Regions from separate parts of the Mus musculus genome. Here all the other regions are linked to region 1. The links are chromatin loops, found by intact Hi-C in ENCODE. Cell type or tissue: left cerebral cortex. All regions are shown on one strand. Links, peaks and the distances in the headings refer to the core of each region. The heading gives the core; the rest is flanking DNA. Region 1 overlaps Kif1b (kinesin family member 1B). Region 2 overlaps Kif1b (kinesin family member 1B). Region 3 holds the start of Kif1b (kinesin family member 1B).

Evidence for each region. Hi-C counts contacts between places; a loop is a spot of excess contacts. Peaks named below come from ENCODE experiments on the same cell type or tissue, not always from the same donor. Only the 100,000 strongest peaks of a DNase experiment are listed, where the experiment ranks them.
Region 2: it touches region 1 in a loop (2.3-fold over the local background); 3 of 42 quality-filtered maps call a loop at or near these places.
Region 3: it touches region 1 in a loop (2.7-fold over the local background); 9 of 42 quality-filtered maps call a loop at or near these places.

Annotation. Positions count from the first base shown.
Region 1 is chr4:149,252,121-149,258,815 of GRCm38, forward strand. Kif1b (kinesin family member 1B) reads right to left here. Exons shown (of 49, transcript NM_001290995.1): 15 at 5,750-5,961; 16 at 1,552-1,631. Among named protein-coding and RNA genes, the nearest start is that of Kif1b, 52 kb to the right of the region's middle. In left cerebral cortex, for the core only: no CTCF peak of the experiment used is centred there; DNase peaks (open chromatin) are centred at 3,420, 3,641 and 3,953; H3K27ac peaks cover 1,801 bases.
Region 2 is chr4:149,204,442-149,211,136 of GRCm38, forward strand. Kif1b (kinesin family member 1B) reads right to left here. Exons shown (of 49, transcript NM_001290995.1): 32 at 5,601-5,691; 33 at 3,408-3,526; 34 at 2,277-2,332. Among named protein-coding and RNA genes, the nearest start is that of Pgd, 41 kb to the left of the region's middle. In left cerebral cortex, for the core only: no CTCF peak of the experiment used is centred there; no DNase peak of the experiment used is centred there.
Region 3 is chr4:149,305,153-149,311,847 of GRCm38, forward strand. It overlaps Kif1b (kinesin family member 1B), which reads right to left and starts at 2,581. Exons shown (of 49, transcript NM_001290995.1): 1 at 2,277-2,581. In left cerebral cortex, for the core only: CTCF peaks have their summits at 1,473, 2,767 (motif pointing left) and 2,970; DNase peaks (open chromatin) are centred at 1,167, 1,604, 2,671 and 3,108; H3K4me3 peaks cover 3,089 bases; H3K27ac peaks cover 3,215 bases.

The sequences.
Region 1 (6,695 bases), core at 668-5,667:
ATCTGGTGCCCTCTTCTGGAGTGTCTGAAGACAGCTACAGTGTACTTACATATAATAAATAAATAAATCTTTTTAAAAAAAAGAGAAACAGTACTCAAAATAAATCAAAGAATACTTCCATACTAAAGTTCTGTTCATCTAGGTAAGAGTTTTGAAACGTTATCCTCCTTAAGGCTGTGCATCCAACACGAAGAAACAATTTCCCTCGAGTCTAAGACTGGAATTAAAATGACTCGGGGGCCAGCACTCTGTGTTAATGTTAGTGAAGACACAGATAGACGGGCAGTGGTGGCGCATGCCTTTAATCCCAGCACTTGGGAGGCAGAGGCAGGCGGATTTCTGAGTTTGAGGCCAGCCTGGTCTACAGAGTGAGTTCCAGGACAGCCAGGGCTACACAGAGAAACCCTGTCTTGAAAAACAAACAAACAAACGACACAGAATTACTACAGGGGTGCGTGGCTTGGGAGTATGAAGTACAGCCTGTAAGTGTGGCTTTTCTCAAATGTCATCTTCCCATTCGTCCCCACCATTTACTACAGTAATTCTAGGAAAGTTTGGGTTTGTTGTTTGTTGTGTGGGGGTATATGTGTGTTTATTGTGCATTGTGCCTGATGTTGTGGTACCAACTTTGTGAATTTCATTTTCTTCTTCCATTTTCATGTGGGGCTGAGGGCTCTAACTCAGGTAATGAAGCTTGAGGAACAAGCAACCTTTATGTGCTGAGACATCTTGCCTGTTCCAATAATTCTAGTTTAAAATGTCTGAGGTAAGTAAGAAAATTCTTCGTTACATTTACTGATCAGTACATCGGAGTTTGCTTCTCCCTCATTTTCATAAGAGAAGATAGAAACTGACTTTTTTTAAGTGTGTATTTATCCAAACAGTATAAACAGAATAAGAATTTTAAAACTTTGCAACATAAACTACCCAAAAGGTTCTAGACAAAGTAACACAACAGAGTGGGAACAGTTCTTTAGATGTGGGCCGTGACCAAGCGAAGTCCACTTGTTACAAATGAAAACCCCCTTTACTTAGCATGACTCTTCCCAATCCGAAGCCGCGCAGGGCAGGGTGGTGACGCACACGACTCCCCAGAGCAGTGGCTCTCAGCCATCCCAACACTGTGACCCTTTAACATAATTCCTCATGTTGTGGTGACCCCAACCATAAAATTATTTGTGTTACTACTTTATAACTGTAATCTTGATACTGTTATGAATAGTAACATAAGTATTTGATATGCAGGATATGTGATATGCAACCCCATGTTCACGGGTTGAGAACTTCTGCCCTAGAGAATCTTTAAATATGTAGATTTCACTTCAAAGTATAAATGTGACTGGATACACCTTCCCAAAGCAGATTTACTTGTGAAGCATTTCAGGAGGGGGAAGAGGGTTCTTTGTTTTTAATTCTATTTCACACACACACACACACACACACACACACACACACACACACACCCCAAAACAGAACAAACAAACAAAACCTACAAAAGCCACTCAAACTCCCCAGAAAACTTAGTAGCATCAAAGACTTTTATCTCCTGACCTCTCCATTCTGATGGCCTCTGTTTTACGAAGTTTCTCTTCCCAGGTTTCATTCAACTCAGCAATGATCTTCTCTGACTCCTATGGAAGGATGCACAGATTGAAGCAGAAGGGCCAGAGTTTAATATACCAAAGGAAAGCACGAAACAGATTATACCTCTGAAGACGATGGCAGACTCTAAAGTAATGGGCTCTTTTCCTTTTTTAGAAGGTAAGAATCATAAATGTTTTAAACTCTATTTCATTTTTTCTTATTACAAAACAACTCAAACTCAAAATTAAGCCTAAAATTAAGTGCACATCAGACACACAAGTCTTCCAAGTCCTAATAAAAATAGATAAGTAGTGAATCCATGTGTACATTTGCACCAGATAGAGGAAGGGTGATACTAACATCAAACAAGCAAGGTATTTTTTTCTTTCTTTTTTTAAAATCATGGTATTAAGTTATAATATTTATATTGTTTGAAAATCTATTATTTTCAAAAGGCTCCAAGGAAAGCCAGGCAGTGGTGGCACACGCCTTTGATCCCAGCACTTGGGAGGCAGAAGTAGGTGGATCTCTGTGAGTTCGAGGCCAGCCTGGTCTACAGAGTGAGTTCCAGGACAGCCAGGGCTGCACAGAGAAACCCTGTCTCAAAAACTGAAAAACAAAAGACAAGCAAACACTCCAGCGGCTTAGAGAAAGCGTTAACTGAGTGGCACACTAGCAAACCTTTAGTGCCAGCAAAGACTGACTAACACTAATTCTACAATCACTCTATACATAAGAAAACTAAAGATCAAAAATCTAGGCAATTTACCTAAGCTTATCTTACTCCTTGACCTGGTCTTCCTAACTATTACTGATCTTTACTTGATTGATTGATTAATTGATTGACTGATTGACTGACAGACAGGATCTCACATGGCCCTGCCTAACCTCACACTCACTGGTCACAGATGATGCTGAATCGCTGATCCTGCGGCCTCAGTCCCGAGACTACTACAGGATGTGCTACTATGTTCAGCTCAGCTCTTTATTTCTTCTTGATGAGGCAGTAAGAAGGTAGGAAATTTGGTAAGGCAAATCAGACATACTTCGAAAAAACATTGTAGGTTATGTTTTAACATTTGGAAGATTGGATGTTTACTCCATGGAGCACTGCTTGAAGCCACCAGGTAGCTAAGGTTCACTGTACCCAAGCTTCCTGAGTGAGTCCAAGCGTGGGGTCAAAACACTGCTTGGGACAGCATTTGTCCTGCTCACTTCTATGATGGATGTTTATAGATATTTATAGGCTAAATCTGGGCGATGGCATTCTCAGTACTGACTTTGATGCCAGTCTATAAACATCAGAGCCAGTGGCTATAGCTACATGCTTACAGCTTAGTACTGAGTACAAAGACCAAGTCATGTATGCGAGACTTCAACTCAGTTCAAGTCCTGGCTTTAAAGAAAAATTACATACCACTATCTTGTTTCTTTTTTTTTTTTTTTTTTGCCAGAGAAGTTTAGAAAGGAATCGGGATACTAATATTATGTATGGAAATAGGCTAGTCAATGAGGAAGGAGGGAGCAGCACCTATTGAAAAGTAATGTGCGAACGCTGACCTTAAGCTAAAAATACAGAGGAGCAAAGAAAGGCAAAGAAACCGTTAGGAAGATGGATTAGCCCCCATTGTTGCTGTTCTCCATTACAGTATTTTTCTCTTGCAGTGTCATGCCTTAGGAATGCAGCTCCTAGGACATTCTCAAGCGTTTCTATTGTACAACTGCTGTCCCACACGCTGGATGAAAGATGTTCTCTGCCTGCATCATTAAAATGCAGGCCTGTCCAAAAGGAATTCTCACCATTCACAACGTCAGAGCAGAACCAGGCTTCTGCTTCAGTGAGCTACGGCGTGACTGATCACAAAGCTGTAAAGAAGCTATTTGCACTCTAGAATAAAGCTAGAGAAAGATTTTACTTACGTTGCTTCAAGGGAAGTTAAGAGAGCAGTTTATGTGCTGATTAAAGTATTACAGCTTTGTTTTCATCGGATTTAGGCAGTTGGGAGAGAATTCCTCCAATAAGGAAAGCATTATTCCCTGAAAGCCACTGGGAACGGCTACTGGGTGACCTCATTCTTAAAAAGCCTACTTGCCGTCCTGACTCCTAACACGCGGCATTGCTGTCAGCTGGTTCTAGCTAGCAAGCAGAAAGCAATTTCTCCTTTACATCAGAGAAAGAAAAGGGTAATCTCACTTCTTCAGGAAGGTACAATATAAAAATAGGTAAGATTCACCATCTCTAAAGGAGGTGAACATTTGATGTAAACAATTAGAGGGAAGTTTCACTTTTCCCTACTGCCAGAGTCCTGCTGGCAACATGGTCACTGACCCCTCCTAATGAGGAAATTGTGAATGAACACTCCTTCCCACACAGGACTCCCACAGAATCCATAGGAAAGCTTCCAAGTCGGTTTCACAACAGCAGAGATCACCCTGCACCTTGCACCTTGAATAAAAAGATGTCTCCCTCCTCTCCTTTTGCCAGGCATTTTAGAACTTCACTTACTTTCTGAATCAAGACACAAAAGCATTGTTTTTATTTTGGAATCACCTTCCTTTTGAAGGAAGAAATCAAAGGAAAAGATGGGATGATAAGAAAGGACTCACAGGAAGTCTGTTACAGTTCACCTGAAAGCCACAGTGACAGCACCTGACACAGATTCACTGACCTCTGTAGTGAAGTGTTCAACAAGCCAGCCTGGCTACCTTCCTCTCTCATGACTTTACCTATTAGAGAGCCGCTGTTCTCAACTGTCTTCAGATGGGCACAGTTGTTAGTGGGGGATACTGAGTGATGGTGAAGAGGGTCCCTGACTGGGAGCATGGCCGTGACTTCTACATTCTCAGTGAGTTTCCCCTACCCTAGTACTCTTGAACACACAGGCCAAGAGAATGGAGGCAGCAGGCAGCAGGCAGCAGGCAAGAGAACATGATGCTCCCGCTGTGGCCCGATGCTGGCAGGAGTGCTGGCAGTATGGCCTCAGCACCACAGGTGACACCTGTCTGCTCTCACTGCAGTCGCTGAAGGAAGGACAAGGACTACTCCTGATTTTCACATTCATGCAGAGCCAAAACACAAATGGCCATAGCCAGCAACAGACTGAAAGAACCCCCGTCTGCAGAGCTGGGAGCCAGGAATAATGTGACAATAATCAACTTAACACAACTTAAAACTAGATCCGTGTCTGACTGTCAGCGAGAGCACTGCCAGAGAAGCTAGAGAGAGAGGAAACCCACCACGAATGTGGCAGAACTATCCTGTGAAGTGGGGTTCGAGACCGAAATAAAGAGGGGCAATGAGAAAGCCAGGTGAGTACTCTTTCTCTGCTTCCTGATCTGCAAAGATGCGAGCAGGCAGCCTCATGGAAACTCCAGCAGCCACGCCTTCTCTTCAGACTAACCGCAAACCATGACGTAAAAACAAACGCTCCCTTATGTTGCTTCTTCTCAGGTATTTGGTTCCAGCAAGGAACCAATACAGTGGGCAATTTACAGTTGAGTAGCACCATGGCCCAAGGAGCTCAGCTGTACCAGACAGGAGGAGAAAGCCCTCTTCTCCCATAACTAAGGGCTTTGTGAGTTCTAAAAGGTCTAATTTCATGTAACCTAATAAACCAGCTATTTCTACTTAAATGTTCAAACTTACAGTTAATTATATATTAATGTTACTAATGGAAGACTGCTCTATGGAGAATTCTATCTTCAGTAAAACCAAATTTTCCAACTAGTTATTCTATGTAAATTATTATCACTTTAGAAAGGGTTTCGTATTACCTAGGCTGGCCTCGAACTCACTATGCAACCAGGATGATGCCAAACACCTCACCCCTGTTCTCCATCTCTTGAATACTACTGGCTTATCAGGTTCAGGCCACCATATCTAGCTTTAAAACTAAACATCTAACAAGCAACGTGACTGTGACTTATAAATGACCTTCAAATTAATGTAAATCTTTGTATGGCTAACTTAGGACCTTTTCATCTTGGGCCAAGCCAAACTCAAACATTCTGATAAAAAGGAATTAAACAAATAATTTCATTTTCAGGACACCTCTAACAGTTAACATCTCCCTGTGCTAAGCCAACATTTCTGTGATGCTCATTCAGTCCTAGTTCTGTCTTCTAGAACGACAGAGAATGCGCTGCATTCAACCTTCAGACTTACCTTCAGACGTTCAATGGCTTCCTCCCCTCCAGGTGTAGACATGATCCTCTCCTGAATACTGGTCACAGATGTTAAGCCCACCTGACTATTAAGTGAGCATGAAGATGGAGATGAAGTGAGGGACCCCATGGATGCTGTGGAAAAATTGCCAGGGCGTTGATTCTCAGAGGCTAGCAAGTACCTATGCTTATTGTTCTGAAAATCTTTCAGATCTGGGAGACAGAAAGAAAAGGTAGAAAAAAGGAAAGAAGGAGCAGAGGAGGGAAAAAGACAGGAAGGAACAGCAGTGTGAGAAAGGACAGCATCAAAGCCCAAGATGAACACACGCTCTAACACAGACAAGCTATGGAACTGTACTAGATGGCAGTTCTAAAACATGTCCTTCTTCAATATTGACCCTAAGCAGTCAGCCCCTTCTAAATTTAGAACTGAGACATTTCCAGCATGGGAAGGCATAGCCAGAGCTTTAAAGATGTTCTTCCTAAGCAGGTAAAACTACTGGCAAACTAAAGTAAACTAAGCCCTTAAATTCTTCCAGTTATTCCAAGTCTTCAGTATCTACAGTTTTACTCTATTTTTAAACTCCACTTGTTTTTAACAGAAAGGGAAAAATAGCAATTAATACCACATACTGGCCTAGTTTAGTGTTCAGTGAAATTAAGAAATGTTAGTTCCAACCCTGAGCATTTAGTAGTCTTTGCATAGAAGCACTTTAACATGCCAAAAATATACTCTAAATTAAAAGAACTGAAGAAATGAGAATAATTTTGAGGAAATATGGTATGATAGTCATTGTGAATGCTTGTTTCAATAGGAAAGAACAACTAGTGAATTAACAAGTATATTAATTAATTTTAATATAAATTAATAAATAAATAAATTAATTTTAGTATATTTTCCATTTTTAAGTCACAGTAAACAAAAACTACAAACCATTTGATAATTT
Region 2 (6,695 bases), core at 1,064-6,063, 47 kb before region 1:
TCCAGAGCACTGACTCCTTCTCAAAACAGTTTCTAAACATGAGAAAATGGCTCTTTTGTTGTTGTTGTTAAATAAAATAAATGTGCTTTAAATCATTAAAAATCCTTTGTTTTCTAGAGTTTCCTGTTTGGGGGCATGGTATCCCATCACACGGTATCTATCCCATCACAGCCACATGGGGAGAGGATGCTCAGGAGCCACCAGGGAGGGCCTGCGTGTCACTGGGGTCGTCTGCCAACCCACATCTCCTGACCTCCACCTATATAACAATCACCAAGAGTTTAAAGATGGTAAAATCGAGGGTCACACCCCAGTGAAACAAATCATAGTGCCTCTGGGTGGGTGTGATTCTGCCTCGTGGGTCATATTTAGCCCCCTACTTTGAAAAGTATTGTGAAGACTCATTAGCATAACGTATATGAAGGAGCTTCAACAATCATGGAGCATTTCTCAAATGAACAGCCTCTTGGCGGAAGTCATCAGCTGTGCTTCACATGTGCTGGGGCTTCTAATAAGGAAACTGGATACTGTTCTGGCAGCCATCTCCGTAAGCAAACCCAAGTACTCAGGAAAGGAAGAGGGGCAGGGAAGATGGAAGAGAAGAAGAGGGACGGAGCATAGCTCAGTAATAAAATGACTGTCTAACAGGCTCCAGGCCATAGTTCAGTGATAAAATGACTAACAGGCTCCAGGCCCAGGGTTTGATTCCTAACACTACAAACAAAAACAAAACAAAACAAAAACAAACAAACAAACAAAAAACCCCTCAACTACTAGTTTAAAAAAATCACAATATGAAATACTATTGCAAAATAATACAAACAAAAGTATCAGGAGGGGTGAAGATGTAGGTAAGCAGGAAGCATGCTTGCCTGGTACAGATGACGTTCTAGGGTTAATCCCTAGCACTCCCTGAACTGGGTAGGAGGCGCACACTGTGCAGGCAACTCTATGGATGAGACCGGTGGGCCAGAAGCTCAAGATCATCCACACCTATAGAGGCAGTTCAGACCAGCCTGGACTAGAGACCTTGTCTCTGGGGGACAATCAAGGCATCTTATCCTCAGGGAGAGGTGAAAGAGATGAGGTAAGAGGTATTCCCTACAGCCTCCCTGGAGTAACTGTGATGTGATCTTGACAATGTGAAGAGCTCTACGGTAGCTAGGGAACAAACAGAGACATCAGTGCTTCACATATGTCCAAGTTGGTTCTACATCTAAGGCAGGGCTAGTTTAGCTACTAACCATATTGCTTGGGTACCCTCTCATTCTGGAAGCTGGGAGCTGGCGGAAAGAGAAAAGGCGGCAGTGAACCAGCCTCATTCTGGAAGGTGGCAACAGCAGAGGAAGCTAGCACGCTGGCGTGCTCAGAGAATGTATCCAACACATGCACATTCACATAGCCAGCCATGAGAAACCGTATCAGCTCAATCTTTCTTTCATGCTCTGAAGGCCGATGGGGATGGGAAAGGTAGAGGGAGGAGAATGAGTGCAGGGCAGGGGTGGGGATTTGGTAAGTGGGCAGAAAGGGAAAAGAACAAAAATAAAGTGAAAACAAGCTAAATGAAGAGAAACAAATTCTGGCATTCTATTGTATAATAGGGTACCTGTCATCATTTACAAAGTGCTACAAGAAAGGAAATTGAATATATCTACCACAAACAAATGAGACATGCTTAAGATACAGATATGCTAGTTATACTAAGATGTATATGAGTGTGTATGTGTGTGTGTGAGTGTATATGTGTTCCTCAAAATATATAGTTACAAATGCATCATCCTATATCATAAGTATATACAATTACTATGTATAAATCAAAAATAAAAGTCCCAACAACAAAATTAAACATATAGAATAAATTTAATATGCAAAGATTTTTTTTTTTTTTTGATTTTTTGAGACAGGGTTTCTCTGTGTAGCCCTGGCTGTCCTCAAACTCAGAAATCCGCCTGTCTCTGCCTCCCAAGTGCTGGGATTAAAGGTGTGTGCCACCACGCCTGGCCAAAAAATGTTTTTACTGACAGAAGTAATCACATATAAAGCAGAGAGATTTAAGAAGGAGGGGAAAATATTCAAGTCTGGATGAGATGAGCAGAGAGACAGAGCCTAATTATTTCTGACCTCATCTCAGATCAGGAGCCAAGCACTCCTGTTCCTGTTAGAAATATACAAGGAGACAGGAACACAAGGAGACAGAGAAGGAACTCCAGTGTGACCTTGTCTGGAAACTCTTCAGAAGAGATGTGTGCGCATGAGAGAGCATAGTGGCTGCTCACCTGGCTTGGAGAGTGGCATGGGTGGGGGGAAGAATCTCCGAGATGGCTGAGGTGGACTGCAAAGAGAGGAAGAGAGCATCGTGAGGTAATGGGGTGAGTGTCCATGATTAATGGCATGCATGCTTAAATCTTTTGTTTTCTTTCATGCTAGCCTTGAACTCACAGAGATCTGCCTGCCTCTGACTCCCTCCAGGGCTGGAATCAAAGGCTTGCACCCATTCCCCCTGCATTCTGTGCTTAAATCTTCTTAAGAAAAGAGATGCCCAACACAACCCCACACAGAGACCAACACATTTTGATAAAAGTCCTCCTGCAAATTTCAACTGGCACTGCCATTTCCACCAATAAAAGGTCACGTCACTGCCATGTATGGTGGCTCACACCTTTAATCCCAACACTCACTGGCAGAGACAGAGACAGAGGTAGAGGCAGACTGATCTCTAAGTTTGAGGACATCCTGGTCTTCCATAGTGAGTTGTAGGACAGCCTAGGCTACATAAAGAGACCCTGTCTCAAAAACAAAGGCTACATAAAGAGACCCTGTCTCAAAAACAAAGGCTATATTAAGAGACCCTGTCTCAAAAACAAAAACAAAAGTTATGCCACTGATCTCATGAGCTGTAATGACTCCACTGTGAGTCTCTGCATTTTGAAGAAAGGCTGTCAGAAACAACCACATGTGTATTCTAGCTCTGCTGGACCGACTTTCCACTCTATTAAACTTTTCTTCTTATAACAAAAGGAAGGTGCCTAAAGCCATCTGGACAGAATTCAGCTTGCTCTTCATCAAGTTAACTTAGTGATTGGTTAGCTACAAAATCATAGTGACAACTCTTCTGCATCCCTTAAGAGTTCTTTTCCAAGCTGGGTGTGGTGGCGCATGCCTTTAATCCCAGCACTCAGGAGGCAGAGGCAGGCGGATTCCTGAGTTCGAGGCCAGCCTGGTCTACAAAGTGAGTTCCAGGATAGCCTGGGCTATACAGAGAAACCCTGTCTCCAAAAACCAAACACCAAAAAAAAAAAAAAAAAAAAAAAAACCACCAACAAAAAACCCCCCAGAGTTCTTTTCCAGGAAGCAAGGAACTAAAACCCAAACAGCGAGGAGAAAGTTTTTGCCCGTCTCCCTCAGACCTGTTAAGATCTTGTCCTTGCAGATGGAGTGGGTGCTGCTGGTAGTGCCCAAAGACCTCGAATACAATGGGCTTGGTTTTGATGTAGTCCACAAACGACTCTGTGACCTCCACCGCAATCTAGGAAGAAGACCGTGAGGTGAGCTTAGGGTAGGATGGTGACAGGGGGGCACAGGGGTGTGCTTCCAGCAGCCTTCAGTACTGTGAAGCATCCTGGGCATGCTGGGCGTCCCACCACACAGGACAGGCTTTCCTCTGCTCCTCACTCCAATGTCACTTTGCCAATGTGATGGTTTGTACATGCTTGGCCCAGGGGGTGGCACTATTAGAGGGTGTGGCCTTGTTGGAGTAGGTATATTACTGTGGGCATGGGCTTTAAGACCCTCATCCTAGCTTCTGCTATTATCCTTCAGATGAAGATGTGGAACTCTCAGGTCCACCTACACTATGCCTGCCTGGATGCTGCCATGCTTCCACCTTGATAATGGACTGAACCTCTTAACCTGTAAGCCAGCCATAATTAAATGTTGTCCTTACAAGTTACCTTAGTCATGGTGTCTGTTCATAGCAGTAAAACCCTAAACTACTAAGACAACCAAGCTTTGGCATTTTAGACCCTCCACAGTGCAGCAGAACTGGCCTTACTCTACTGATGCTCACTGTTTCACGACTTGCCTGTTGCTCTTTCTACCTGCTTTCTCTCAGGAATGGCCAGGAATCTGCTGGGAAGGCCCTCCCCCCACAGCCCAGGTGGTTGGTAAAAGAGGTAAGAAAAACACGTGTTGGCTGTGGCCTATGAGCAAAGGCAAGGCCAAGTTTGACACACCTGCTTTTTTTTTTCCTCACCCTTTATTTCTCTCTACCTTCTCTTTCTACATAACCATTTTCCCTCACACAGGAAAGCAACTTAACATTTTCCCATATAGAAACTGTTCCCTGGGCTGGTGAGATGGCTCAGTGGGTAAGAGCACCCGACTGCTCTTCCGAAGGTCCAGAGTTCAAATCCCAGCAACCACATGGTGGCTCACAACCATCTGTAACAAGATCTGACTCCCTCTTCTGGAGTGTCTGAAGACAGCTACAGTGTACTTACATATATTAATAAAATAAATCTTAAAAAAAAAAACTGTTCCCTTTTGAATTTACTGACTCATTCTCAGGTCTCCATACTCTATCTATAGTTCTCCTTATTAGTTCTAAGCTCCTTGGGGACTTCTGTGGTTTTATGAATCAGAGGCTTGTTAAATGGCTGATCAGTATTCATCAAATATATCTTTTATTTTTAGTTATAGGTATGTGCATACATTTGGATGTGTGCATGTTGAGTATATGAATGTCCTCAGAGGCCAGAAGAGGGTTTTGGATCCCTTGCAGCTGGAGTTATAAGCAGTTGTGAGCCAACAGATGTGGGCTGGGAACCTAATTCAGGTCTTCTACAAGAGTGGACACATACTCAACCACAGAGCCATCTCTCTACCTCCAAAGTTCATGCTTTATTTTAATTGTCCCTTTTTCTCTGACTTTCTATATTTCAAATTTTTGTTTTTGTTGGAGTGTTGGAGTTCAAACCTAGGACCTCGTGCATGTGAAGTGAGTACTCTACCAACTGGGCTACAGCCATAGTCCCAGCCTCTCTCTTTCACTTTATAGAGTACAAAAAAAGAAAGAAAGAAAGAAAGAAAGAAAGAAAGAAAGAAAGAAAGAAAGAAAGAAAGAAAGGAAGGAAGGAAGGAAGGAAGGAAGGAAGAAAGAAAGGCAGGAGATGGAGAGGTGGCTCAGCAGTTAAGAGCACTGACTGCTCTTCCAAAGTTTCTGAGTTCAATTCCCAGCAACCACATGGTGGCTCACAACCATCTGTAATGGGATCTGACACCCTTTTCTGGTGTGTCTGAAGACAGCTACAGTGTACTCATATAAATAAAATAAATAAATCTTTTAAAAAATCATATTCAAATTGAGGGACCATTTCACTGGGAGACTAGACGTACACACTCAGTGGCCCCCATGATTTGGTAAGCACCTTGCTGTTCCTCCTCTGAAGACTGCCTCACTGTCCTGGCCACCATCTCTACTGCTCATTCTCTCTGCAGAGCTCCCCCATCCAAGCACAAAGGACAGCTCACACTTTACACGACCATCCTCCCTTGGCTAACAAAACCTGAGAGACACGTGGCAAAATATTCAGGTTACTCACGTTCTGTACATGGTAGAAGCCCAGGGGACTTCCTCTTCCATTGTTCTTGAGGGGTTCAGTGGAGAACGCTTCATCATGCCGATGCAAAAAGCTTAATAAAAAGACAGACAGATAAATACTGCATCAAAATTCATCAGACCATGAAGCCCAAGCTGGCCCCAAACTCACAGAGATCTGTCTGCTTCTGCCTCCAAACGCTAGGGTAAACAGTGTGCTACTGTGTCTGGCAAAGTCTGTTTTAAGAGCTCACTTTGCACTCTACAGGTAGAAACATACTAACAAAGCACATTTTTTGTTTGTTTTTACTGAGCCAAATGATTATCTCTTTGTGTGTCAGCGTTTTCCATACCAGACAGAGAGTATTTCAGATTCAAAACTGGCTGAGGAATTAAAGCACCCTGATTATTGATGTAAGTGGACATATATACAAGCTGGAGTTATAAGCCTTACAGAGATACTGAGAGTAAAGAAGTCAACTCCTGTAGCAGGACGTGGTGGTGCATGACTGGAAGACGAGCACTCAGGAAGAGAGGAGGGAGGGAGAACTGCAGAGCTCAAGGCCTATCTTAAAACAAGCCAACTACCCCCAACCCAAACCCAAATGAACAAACCTACCCCCAAAACCTAAAAAAATAAATGAACATACCAACTCCACCAAGACCCCCAAATCAAGCAAACCCACCCACATCCCCTGAAAAAAAATTAGCAAAGAATAAAGACTTGTTCTTTCATAGGTTTTATTTGTTTGTTTTGCTGAAAATGAAATCCTACTATATATAGAAAACTTGGAAATTTGAGCCTCTGTAAGAACAGTAAGACTGCCCATGGTAAACTGGCCTAGGAATCTACTGTCTAGACAAGAGATGCTCAAAAGCCATCTCTTCCAGGAAGTATCCTGACATAAACGCCATGGTTTTGTGTTCTGATGGCAGCAGAGACCTACTTCTCAAAAGTGACAGAGATGCACTGTGTGCCTGTTTCTCCAGAAAATAGCAGTATTCACCCATGGGGCTTGACACACAGATGACACTCTAAACGGCCAAATGGCAAAAAGAATACATTAAAAAAAATGGTTTAGATGTAAGTGCATGAGTG
Region 3 (6,695 bases), core at 390-5,389, 53 kb after region 1:
CCACCACTGCCCAGCAGGACTAATTTTTTTCAAAAGCTTAAATTATATTTAATCTCAGTTCTTTACATGTACTTAAAGCTACTCCTTATTTTGATATGGAATCATAAACAAACATTCTGTATTTTTTTAATATTAATTAATGTACTGCCAACACCACTAACTTTAGTCTTGAGAAACAGCTTAGCAGTTAAGAGCACTGTTTGCTCCTGAGGGGGACCCTGGTTCAGCTCCCAGCACCCACAGAGTGGCTCACAATCACCTGTCACTCCAAGTCCAGAGGATCCAACCCTCATCTCTCCTTGGAGGGCACCACACAAGCACACAGTGCATATACATATACATGCAAGCAAAACACTCATACACATAAAATAAACAAATTAAAAAAAAAAACAAAATTAGTGTCTGTTGAAAGTTCACTGAGATTGCCTAACGGTAAAAATTATAAAAAAAAAAAAAATAGTGTGCTGATTTTTCTTAGAAATAGAAAAACATTGGAATTTGTTTTTGTAGTTATTCTTAAGTAGACAGATAATTAAAATAGGGGGAAAAAAGAACTTACGCATTTAAAAAAGGGAGCATGGATCGTGGGAGTCTAGCTCATTAGTAGACAGCTTGTCTAACATGTCTAAGACCCGAGCTAGCGCTCCAACTCCCTCCCAAAAACAAATATATATAATAAATGAAGTTTAAATTAAAGGGCATAAAGAAGGCAGGAGTCACACCATCTCTCCAGATCCTGTGCAGGATCAAAGTCTAGGAAAACACATTTACAGGCTCTCTCTGAAGCCAGTTATTGATCATTTCTAAATCTACTTTAAAACATCAAGATGAGTAATCTTCAAAGTCTCTCCTCAAATAGAACATTAACAACTTCAATTACTTCATAATCAATATCAACTACCACGCTTCTCAAATGAGAACGCAAGCTAAAATTTGGTTATGACTAAGCCGAATCCACAAAATGCCAACCTTTAAGTCCAATATCCACTATAATATCACTTTTAAACAGTTATTCAAAGCTGAACACCACTTTTCTCTGGGTTGAGACAGGCACATCATGACACAAAGCAGCATGCTTAGTGTTGGCAGAACAGCTGCTTGGACCAGAGAGAGCTACATAAGCAAGAGATCTGTTGACAATCTAAATTAGGCTACCTCCAGATTCCACAAAGATGACAACCTGCATCCTCCGAGATACTGCTGCAAGTCTTCTCTGCTACCAGTTTATTCCACTTTCCCTAATCTCTGCACGAAGAGATACTATGCAAATCTATGCACGCCATGCAATACGCCAAGAGCCTCCAATATGGTAAAGTGGCCTTAAACATCAACAGGCCTTCGAGGGCCAAAGCAGCGGTGGATTGCGATGATAAGGACAGAAACACAGAATTTCACCCCAACAAGAATGGAATCTTCAAGCCAGTTTACCCTGAAGGCTCATATAGCAATTCACCAAAGAGAAAAAGTGATTTGGGAGCTCAATTTTGCATTTCCAGTCGGTGAGGGTTTGCGTTGCATGAACAATGACTAGCTTGCTCTGAGTGGCCTCCCAACCCCCACAACTTGGCTTCTGGTGCGGCCAGTCACCCTGAAAGCTGCCAGGGCTGTCACTCGGTGCCTACCAGCAACCGGACTTGGCTCCTAAAGGATTTGTCAGATCATCCTCCCAATATGGCTGCCAGAGTGATCCTGGTCGGCTGAACGTCGAGCCCACACCAGCCTTCCTCCCATCTGGCCAGCATCCAACAAGCCCCCTCCCTCTGCATCGCTTCCTCCGTCCAGCCCTTGCGCCCTCCGCTCTGTCGGATGCCCTTTCCTACCTTCATCGGGCTCAGGGGCATTGCCACATTCCCGGTTGGAACCCTGATGCCAACCACAATAGGGGGTGAGAGAGCAGATGAGGGGGGAGAGATCGGCTGGCTCCTCAGAGCTGCAATGTGCGCACATACGGCGGGACAGCGACCGATCTGCTGGCCCGCGGACAGAGCGGGGCCTGGCAGCCCAGGGGAAGCGGAGGGCTGGTGCAGGGCACTGCAGGGGACCGGCAGGCCGCTGGACCAAAGCCCGGCGCTCGCGGCCGGCCGGCCAGGTCTCTCCACGGAGGGCGAGGCTCCTCACCGCGGAGCCAGAGCCCCGGCCGGCCGCGCCGCTTCCTCGCTTTGCCCCCTCCAGGCCCGTCACCGGCCGGGAGTCCCTCCCGCGGGAGCGGCCCCCTACACCGGCGCCGCGGCACCACCGCCCACCTCGCCTCGGCCGCCCCACCTCAGCCTCCTCACCTCAGCCGCGCTGCGGACAGACGGGCGAGCCGGCCGAGTCAGAAGACGCCGAGGCGCGCAGGGGCGCGGGAGGCCGGGCACCGACGCACCTCAGCGCAGGCAGCGGCCGCCGCGAGCCGCAGGGCGCCGCTCCGCAGCCCCATCACGCGGCCGCCCAGCTCTGCATCGAGGATTGGCGGGAGGCCGGGGCGCGGCTGTGGATGCGGCGGAGGAACAGAGAGAAGCCCGGATCCGAGCTGTCGCCTCCCGGGACCACTGCCGTCTGACTACACCGCGACGCTGCTCGCCAAACTCCGCCCGAAGCCGCCGGCGCGGGACACCGCCCCGAGCTAGAGCGCCGAGCGTCACCTCGGCCCGCCCAGCAACCGAGACCGACGCGGAAGGTGACCAATCGCGATGAAGACCTTGAGACAGATGACCAATAGTAAAGCGTGGCTGGAAGAGGGGGCGGGAGGTGCCGGCGGAGCGACGGAGACACTCGAGCGCCCCCTGGTGGTACGGGAGCCGATGCGGGTGCGGGTGCGGGCGTGCCTGGTGGGCGAAGCCGGTGTCCAGAGTTCCCTCCCGGGTGACCCCCGGAAAGGTGTTAGTGGGTAGCAGCCGCGCCTGTGTAGCCGAATGACCCGCTTCGTAAGGGGACAAAAAGTGGCTCAGTGACCGGGCGGGACTGGACGGTCCAGATGCCATCCGGAGAGCTGGGATTATGTGGGAGCGGCCGAGTGTGGAGTCATTGTCCGTTTAGAAAAACAGCTCAAACGGTGAAGCCACCGAGCCCGGCGCGGTGGGAACGGAACCACGCTCAGGCATGAGTGTATCCAGCAGAAAGCTTCCTAGCCTATTCTTGTCGAACCCCAGCACAACACCTCCCACACGCCACCTTGGGAGAAAAGGAGGAATGAGTAATGGGAAAGCATGACTTAGTGGGCATTCAGCGTCTCCTTGGGAGATGGCGTGCTGGTGTGAGCACAGGAACAAAACGCTTTGTATCGCGCCCAGTGAATGGACTGAGCGGCCTGAGAGAGATGCCCCTAGAGGGGGTTACCAGGGCTCATAAGAACACAAAAGCTCTATGAGCCATGTTTTTTAAAAATCAGATTTAGGTTCAGCTCAAATGAAAAGCCCCACAGACGTTCATAAGCAGCTCAATTCAGTGCTTAGTAAAATATCACAATGACAACCTGCCAATCACACTGCATTTTAAGGTTAGAGGATGTGGTTTGGATTTATTAGCAGAAATTGAAAGTAAGATTTTTTTTTTTCTCTCAACCCTGACTTTAATACAGAATTACTGGGTAGAGAAAGGCCTACACACTAAAACGTGAGAATTAACTTTCTACACTAACGACTCTGGGCAATCACCATGCCACTGAAGTTCCAGACTCCCACTATTCCACATTCATTGGACACTTCTCATTGTGTTTATTTACTTGTTTGTTCTTGTTTGTTCAAGACAGAGGGTCTTGGTAGCTCAGGCTCTCCTGAAACTCACCAAGCAGACAAGGCTGTCTTGAAACCTACAGAGAGATCTGTCTACCTCTGCTTCCTGACTGCTGGGATTAAAGATCCGTACCACTAAGCCCAGCTCTCATTTTCTTTAGAATGTACACTCCACCTTCCCACAAAAGGAGTTGATGTCATTTATTCTGAAACACACACAGAATAGAATTGCTTAAAATATTAGGAGCAACGATTTGAGTGGAAGGTCAGCCTGGGCTACATAGAGAAACCCTGTCTTAAACAAACCTAGATGGCTTAGTGGGTAAAGTGCTTCCGATGAGCTGAGGATCCCAGTGCGGTGTCCAGAGCCCGTGTCCAGGTGGATGGAGAGTGCCTGATGAACACAGTCATCTTCTGACACAGACACACCTTACACCCCCACTGTACCATAACAATAAAGTTTAACAGACATCAATAAAATACCTAAAGCAAGAAGTTGGCATGGAAGTGTGGCTAAGTGGGGTGCGCTTGTTTAGCATGTGGGAAGCCCTGACTTCCGTTCTTGAAATGGAGGAGGAGGAAGAAGAGGAGGAGGAGGAAGGAAAGAGGAAGAGGAGCTGAATCATCAGGGGTAGAGAAGCGCTGATGGATTTGCACAGGAGCAAGAGCTGCTGACATGGACACACTTACGTTTCAGAAAGCCAGGAGAAAGGTCTTCAACCGTCTCGCTATAAAGAAGGAGGCGCTAGAGAGATGGGTCTGCAGGGAAGTGTACTTCTTGCTATGAAAAGGACCAGAGCTCCCAGTACCCACATTTGGGCAAAGCACAACCACCTGTAACTCCAGCTCCAGGGGGCTCTGACATCTCCAAGGACACCTGCACTCCTGTGCACATGCCAACACATAGATAGACTCACACACACACACACACACACACACACACACACACAAGTTTTTTATTGAAAAGATAAATCTTTCTAAAATGTTTAAAGGATATAAATATGCTAAACCCAACTTAAACATTATTCAGTGTTTATGTGTCCAAACAGTATGCCATCCTCATTAATATATACAATTTTAATATCTTCATACATCATAAAGTTTTTCAAAAGAATTATCTATTTTGTGTATATGAGTACACTGTAGCTGTCTTCGGACATACCAGAAGAGGTCATCGGATCCCATTACAGATGGTTGTGAGCCACCATGTGGTTTCTGGGAATTGAACTCAGAACCTCTGGAAGAGCAGTCAGTGTTTTTAACTGCTGAGCCATCTCTCTAGTCCCATCATAAAGTTTTTTAAGCAAATAAGCTATGAAGAAAAGCCTGCTTGGGCCAGGAATGATGGGCATGCCAAATTCTCAGCACTCAGGAGACAGAGTCAGGAGGATCGCCACAAGTTGGGAGCCAGCCTGTGCTACATACGGAGTAAGCTAGCCAGGGGTACACGGTGACACCCTATTCCACAAAACCAAACAACCAATTAAACAAACAAAAACAGACTATTTCTGCTTGAAGAAGCAGAATGCAGAAAATGAGGAAGAATATCAAAAAACTAGAGTCCGGGAAATAGGCTACCTCTGAGCATGGGGCTCTCTCATGCCGCGGCATCCTGAAGGCCAAGACGAACCTGAAAGTGTGGTAGCATAATAAGCAGAGCTCCATCGAGTCATGGGAGACACCCACTTAAACCCAGGCTTAGTGCTGTGAGTTTATTAACCCCTAGATGGTTTGGACACTCGATGGATCTCAATCTAAAAAAGAATCTTCGTGGAGGTAGCAGGGTAGCAAAACCAGACCCATCAACAGAGGCAGATAAGACGGCTCTATACCACGAGGCCACATAGCCTGCTATGCGTACCTAGGCTTTTGATCCTCTGACAAATGAAGTCACCCAGCACAGTCATTAAGTTTCTCTGCTAACAGATTTTATGTAAAAGAACCTCTCTAAAATCACACGTTACTGTGAGAGTGAATTCAACATGGTCTGATGAGACTACCCCTGAAATTACAGTACAAAGAATGTGAGAGACAAACGCCCTTTGCCTCTAGTTAGCGTCTCCATAGCAGCACACAGACTAGAGCTCTGTTGTGTTTTCACGAGCATACACACACCTGGAACTGGAACAGAAGAACCGGATACGTACATGGGTGTAGGAGTATAACATATGACAGCAGCAACATGAGGAGTCAGTGGGCCAGTGTTAGCCCATAAATGATAATGAGGGATGCTGGGATAATTGATAGGATGAGACAGAGCAGACTCACTCTGGAGGCTGAGGAAAATCAGGAGTTCAAGATCAGCCTTGTGTTTGAGGACAACATAAGCTATATAAGATTACATCTCAAAAAGCAACAACTACAACAGAATGTGATTTCCTTTTTCTATCCCATGTAAAATAGAAATTCAGGTAGATTAAAAACCTAAATCAAAGCAGGGCATAGTAGCACATGGCTTTAGGCCCAGCACTCAGGGAAGCAGAGGCGGGTAGTGAGTTTGAAGCCATCCTGGTCTGCAGAGTGAGTTCCAGGATGGGCAGAACTATAGAGAGAGACCCTGCCTTGAAACAAACAAACAAACAAACAAAAAATAAAATAAAAAAGAAACAAAAAGATTAAAGACTTATATCAGAAAAGGCAAGCTTTAAGCATTTTACTAGAAAACAGAAAAGAGCTTTGCGACTTTGAAATAAAAAAAAAAAAACAAACAAAAAAACAACTTAAGAGATCAAAGGCACTGACTGATGAATTCTACTACAAGGTTTACACTACAAAAGATAAGCAGAGAGCAAGCCGGTGTCAGGTAAGGAAGTCCATGCCTGTAATTCCAGACAGTAGAGTTCAAGGTTATCCTTGGCTACATAGTGAGTTCCAGGCCAGCCTGGGATATAGGAAAGATTGTTTAAAAGAAGGGAGTCAGGAAAGAAGGAAGGAAGGGAGGGAGGGAGGGAAGGAGGGAGGGAGGGAGGGAGGGAGGGAAGG